2 separate regions of the Mus musculus genome follow, and region 2 is linked to region 1. A link is a contact called in ENCODE Hi-C or POLR2A ChIA-PET data. All regions are on one chromosome and are shown on one strand. The core of a region is the stretch at or near the end of the contact, and the rest is flanking DNA. Distances in the headings are between cores, read along the strand shown. Region 1 overlaps Prkce (protein kinase C, epsilon). Region 2 overlaps Prkce (protein kinase C, epsilon).

The links. Hi-C counts contacts between places; a loop is a spot of excess contacts on that map. ChIA-PET counts read pairs that join two places held with the same protein, here RNA polymerase II (POLR2A).
Region 2: a map of heart shows a loop between it and region 1 (1.9-fold over the local background). The contact joins two enhancer-like sites. A Hi-C loop is called at or near these places in 3 of 37 maps with a recorded cell type or tissue (gastrocnemius, heart and v-Abl transformed pro-B cells). POLR2A ChIA-PET finds 5 or more read pairs at or near these places in 1 of 5 experiments (Patski).

The regions. Positions count from the first base shown.
Region 1 is chr17:86,235,631-86,238,330 of GRCm38, forward strand. All of the region lies in intron 1 of Prkce (protein kinase C, epsilon), which reads left to right. It overlaps Gm52296 (a long non-coding RNA gene), which reads right to left. Exons shown (of 2, transcript XR_003952295.1): 1 at 1-2,700. Among named protein-coding and RNA genes, the nearest start is that of Gm52296, 6.3 kb to the right of the region's middle. Within about 2 kb of position 1,421, at least 1 of the 3 ENCODE cell types and tissues checked has a DNase peak (open chromatin) inside an H3K27ac peak, as active enhancers do; it is gastrocnemius, where a contact is called at or near this core.
Region 2 is chr17:86,270,184-86,272,883 of GRCm38, forward strand. All of the region lies in intron 1 of Prkce (protein kinase C, epsilon), which reads left to right. Among named protein-coding and RNA genes, the nearest start is that of 2010106C02Rik, 16 kb to the right of the region's middle. Within about 2 kb of position 1,257, at least 2 of the 3 ENCODE cell types and tissues checked have a DNase peak (open chromatin) inside an H3K27ac peak, as active enhancers do; they include gastrocnemius, where a contact is called at or near this core.

The DNA.
Region 1 (2,700 bases), core at 171-2,670:
ATGTGAAAATACAAGGCTCCAGCTTGCTCTCAATGAATACCTTCCAGGCATAGGGACAGTGGATCATGAGCCTGTCAGGCCCCTCGTGGAATCTCTCTGGCATTCTTGGAATCGAATTTGTGTGAACAGCACCAAGGTGTGCCTGAAGCAATAGTCCCTGCCCCAAGTGTCAGTGTCTTTTCCATGTGAACATGGCAGTGGACGCGTGGCTGGAGGTGTGGGCATTTGGGTCAACAGATAACCACTGATCCTTCGCCTCTCAGTTTCTAGACTCCCACACCTGTAACTCAGGTCCCTCTGGCCTTTGCTCCTAAGCAATCAGGAATTTTTTTTTTTTTTTTTCTGCTACAGAATGAGGCTGAGCCTCACAGAGCTGGCAACAAGTGACAATTCCAAGTGCCAGCTGAGCAGACAACTCCCTTAGCAATGTACACTGTTATTATTGTTGCCTCATTGCTTTATTATATCTTTTGCAGTCCTGGGACTGGAACACAGAGCCTCACAATGCTCCATAAGCGCCCTTGCTCTCCTGTGGACTTGGGTGTCATTTGCTCTAGGTTACCACCTCGTGTTTGGCTTGTCACTTTGGGTTATCTTCGTTTGGTTGGTTTTGTCACTGGGCCAGAAATAGACTCTAGTTGGGAGAACACCTCTTTTTCCCTTCCCTTCTGATGTCTTGACACCCCTGGTAGGTGCCGCCGGACCTGAGTCATATTGCTCACTAACTTTTGGGATCTCTGGGGACTCAGTCTTCAGTGACATGCTGTTTTCTCTCCTGTGGATCTTGGCTCCTCCTCTTCGGTGACATCTCTCCAGTTTCCCTTTCCTGTATCATGGCTCTTCATTGTCTTCTGAAAAAGCTCCGGCGTGCCCCACCCCACCCCCAAACTTGGCTTCTCTTCTAGGGTTTTTCTACAAGTACAGTTTCCATAGAAACAGTCTAGTACATTCTCTGGAGTTGAATCTTGTCAGAAAAACCTGAGTGGTTAGGGGACGAAGAGGAGGTGAGTTGGGAAAGGAAGGCCTGTGTGTGGAAGGATGCTGGGACCAGTGTCAGTAAGGCCTGATGTTTCTGTCTTCCGCACTCCTACGGCGAATCTCATCCCCAGCACCCTGGGCATTCCCTCCCAGCTGTATCCAGAGGTCTGGGGTTTTTTATTTTGTGTTCCTAGTACTGGGCCTGAGCTGAACCTCTGTCTTAAGCCACTGTGGCAGTTTTGAATGTCTGAAGTGACTATGAAATCCTTCAATTCTTGCTCAACTTTCCATGCTTGTCTTTTACCTTCTGTTGAAAGGCAGCCAGCAATACTAGAATCCTTGGCAAGAACTGTCTCTCCCTTTCAAAGGTCAGTGCGGGTGCCATCGGGACAGCCTGGCTGGAATGGACCTGCCCAGAGAGACTGTGTTTGTCTCGGGACAGGCTGGCACACCCCAGCGTCACGTGACTGCTGGGAAGGAGGAGGAGAATACTGCCCCTCATGGGTTCTTCCCACAGAGTGCAGGTCTGTAAGTGGTCTGTCTTACACTGAGTGGCAGGGATTGCTGGCCCTGGGAGTGAGGGAGTGACTCTCAGACAACAATGTTTTATCCTCTCCCTCCCAATCACAGGACAGTTGTTCATCTCTGTCCCATGCTTGCCTACAACTGGGCAAATGTGCCTGAGCACAGATGCACTGGCATTTCAGGGCGTTTTGTTGGCATCAGGAAAGCTGCCATTCAGTTCATCTTGGAATATATTTCCAGACTCAGCGTATGTCCATGAAGCCCATGGTACATCGTGGATCCCTTATGTCGGGCTTCCTTGTCTTTAAAAGGAAATCCTGAGGGAGGCTTGTATCTTAGATGGGGACAGTGACGCCGAAGTTAGGGAAGACGGCTTGTGAGGTGACCACACCCCAGCTTCTGCTGTGCTTGGGGACTCCCATGTCAAGGAGGCAGCCGAGGTTGCCACTTCCCACTGGCCTGGCCACTTCCTCAAACTCATCATCTATCAGTTAAACAAAGGAGAACCAAACATCAGGAATGACATTATGTAGTAGCTAACTGTGGGGAGAGGCTGGACAGAGGGGACCCAGTCCAGAATACCAGGCCCCGTCCATTCTCCGAGGATGCATTTACGCCCCAGACCCAGGGACCTACCTTGGATTTCAAGAAAGGCAGAGATAGAGGTGTACCTCCTCTACCCTAGCCGAGGAAACCAATGACTGTTTTTTTCAGAATCACCTGAAGGCAACATTCATTGTCTTAGTCTGTCTTCAAAGATTGACTGTCAAGCTTGTAGACTGACGTGATGTGTTTTCCAAGTTTACAGACAGACTCGGCAAAGCTGATATTTGGGCAGGTTGACTGTTGTAGGGCTGTGCCGTGCTCAGACGCATGTTGAGTAGCATCCATGGTTCTCTACCCAGGAGATGTCAGGAGATCTCTCCCCTAGCTGGAACAGTAGCATCTATAGATTACTGAGTAATCAATTCTAGCCCTGATGAAACTTCTCTGTCCAGTTGGTTAGCATATGAGAGAGGCTCCAGTCATTTGAGAGGGACGAGGTAATGGCCACCACATGCTTGCCTGTCATTTTATGAAGTTAGCATATCAGTTCAAATTAGGACATCTGAATTGTAGAATCCGTTCACTAATCCTCGGAAGCAGGCTGTACAGAAAGCCTAATTCTAATGCCAGAATCAGACTTAGGAAGATAAG
Region 2 (2,700 bases), core at 7-2,506, 34 kb after region 1:
GCCATTATTTTCTGTTTCTGTAGCAAAATATCTGAGATCAAATAATGTACAAGGGACATAAGCTCATCTAGCTCAAAGCGTGGAGACTGGAAAGCCCAAGAGCATCATGCATAGACCATCATTTGCTTAGCTTCTGCTAAGGGCCTGCTTGCTGCCTGTAAACATGGCAGGGGCCTTGTGTAATGAGGTAGCAAATGGTCTTCTCCTTCTCTAATTCTTCGAAAGCCATTAATGCCAACGTATGCATCAACTCTCAAACATCCTCTAATCCTAATTACACTCTGAAGGTTCCAGGCCAGGAAACCATGAGCACCTTTGGGAATTCCATTGTTAATGCATTGGTGGGATCACATTTAAACCTGAGCCCTCCCAGTTCTTGAAAACAGAGCACAGTGCCTTATTGAGATACAAGTCCCTTAGTACAGGCTCCACCCATCTAAAGAGTGCAGCTCAAAGGCTTAAAATGCAGTTACATTTACACGACAGTTATCCCAGTGCTCAGGACGTGTTCATCGTTCATTGAGTCACGGAGGAGCCCACACTCATTAACTCATCACTCGTCCCTCCCACCCCTCGTCAACAGCCAACCCGGCTTTCTGCCCATTCCTTGATGTTCTACAGGAATGAAATCATACGCAGTGATTATGTCGCAGTGATTATATCGGGCGTCTTCTGCTCAGTATGTTGTCCTTACGTTTCATCCATGTCACCGTGTGTGTGTGTGTGTGTGTGTGTGTGTGTGTGTGTGTAAAGCACAGGTCCTTTTTGCAGCTGTGCCAGGTCTTGCTCCAGTGAATGTAGTGCACTTTAGCTATCAGTTCACTAGCCTCTGGGTGATGATTTTCTTGGGCCATTTTGAATAAGTGCGCTATGAATGTCCACATGTAAATTTTTGCCCTTCGAAGCTCATGCTTTTTCAGACTTAACTCATTCTGTGCCTGTTGCTGAAATGAGAAGTCGATTTAGTGGACGCTATTTTCGAATAGGACTTTCCCACACTCTCCTCTCTGCCGCGGGGCACCGTACTTTTCTCCCTGTCCTAACCCCAAGTTTTAAATCACTGTTCTACACAAATGTAGGAAGAAAACATACCAGTGCAAGGCAGTGCTGATCTGTGGCAAACGAGTTGGCTGTGGGGGTCATCATTTAATGTCACAGAAGTTCTACCATGGAAGGCAGCCAGCTCCAGGTTCTGTGTAGAGGGAGCACATCATGCTGAGGGGGGCAGGGGCCTTCGAGAGGAGCTGACACATGTGTCAGAAGAGGAGCCAGCCACATGGCTCTGATTTACCCACGTCAGCGCAGGGCTAGGAAGTGCTGGGGGAGGGGCTGGCTGTGTCTTGAGGCTGCCTGTACTGCCTAGCCTTGGGGACACTTGATCAGCCCTCCCCTTGAGCTATTGAGGGAACAGAGCAAGAGAGCCTAGGAAGGGATGGTGACCCCCCCCCCCCCCAGTTTAGGCTGCAGCAGCACCTCCTCACCTCCTCTTCAGGGCTCTTTCTTTTCATCTAAACTGTCTGCTTTGGTTCAAGCACAGAGGTGCCTTGGTTATCATGCCAGGAGTCAGACAGAAATAGCTAGTTGGGCCGGTGAGTAACTTGTGGAGGGCCTCCTCACAAGTCTGCCTCTGCACTCCTGCCTAGCTTCCAAGAGGAAGGGAAGGATCTCTTGGGGAAATCCCGGGTTAGTTCTGGTCCGAGGCCATCTAGCAAGCACCTGCTACTCTTTGAGTCTCTCCAGTGTGACTTTAGATCTTTTGGAGGTGCTGAAAGGCTGGAAGCAGCCCTGCATCCAATTAGGAAGAGATACACCTGTGCAGGAAATGAGCCGCAGCCTCCGGCGTCAGAGGAGGGAGGAGTCTTTTGGGACCCACGGCGATCCAGGAAGGTTTCCTGGAGGAAGCTGCGTATGCCGTGGAATGTTTTCCCCTTTTGTAGGCCTTGGCTTCTTCTCTCTAAGGCTGGCAGCACCTTGCTGCAAGCCACTGGGCACATTAAAGACAGTATATGCACATAGGAAATTGAGCGACAGAAAGAAAGGACGAGAGAAGGCCTCATCAGACACCGGAGGTTGTCTGCATGTGTTGGCAGTGGGGTGAAATGAAATCCAAGTTTACTCCACAGATCACCCCATAAGGGCAACTCCTGAGGAGAGCCAGACTGATCTCCTATAGTCGTTCTCGTATGTGCGAGTTGACTTTCAGGACTCACTGCCACAGAAGACACATCAGCAACAGAAGCTGTGAAAGGCCTAGAGGGCTGGAACCTGGGGGCTGTGGCTTGATGGAGGATGAACCAGAGAATTATCTAGAAGAATAGACAGGGGATACATTCCTGATGGAACAGGAGAGGAAACTCTCTGAACACGTAGTCATAGTGACATTATACCTAGCTAAAGCACACGGTCCCCTGTCCTGGGCCCTATCATTCCCATGTCTGGATAGTGGACGTGGTGCTGATGCTGAGTGTCTTGATGTTCAAGGGCAAAAAAAAAGAAACAGCAAAACCAACCAACACATGTCCCAGGTCAGAGTTCAGAGCTGGCCCTGTCTCTCACCAGTTCTGTGTAGAATGAAAAATCTTTGTGTCCCCATGTTAATGTCCCCATTCTTGTCCCTGAGAACTTTGAAAGCGATTTGAAGTCTTACATTTTTCTGAAAGAGTAATCAAAATACAGGAAGGATTCCATGCTAGCAGGAGG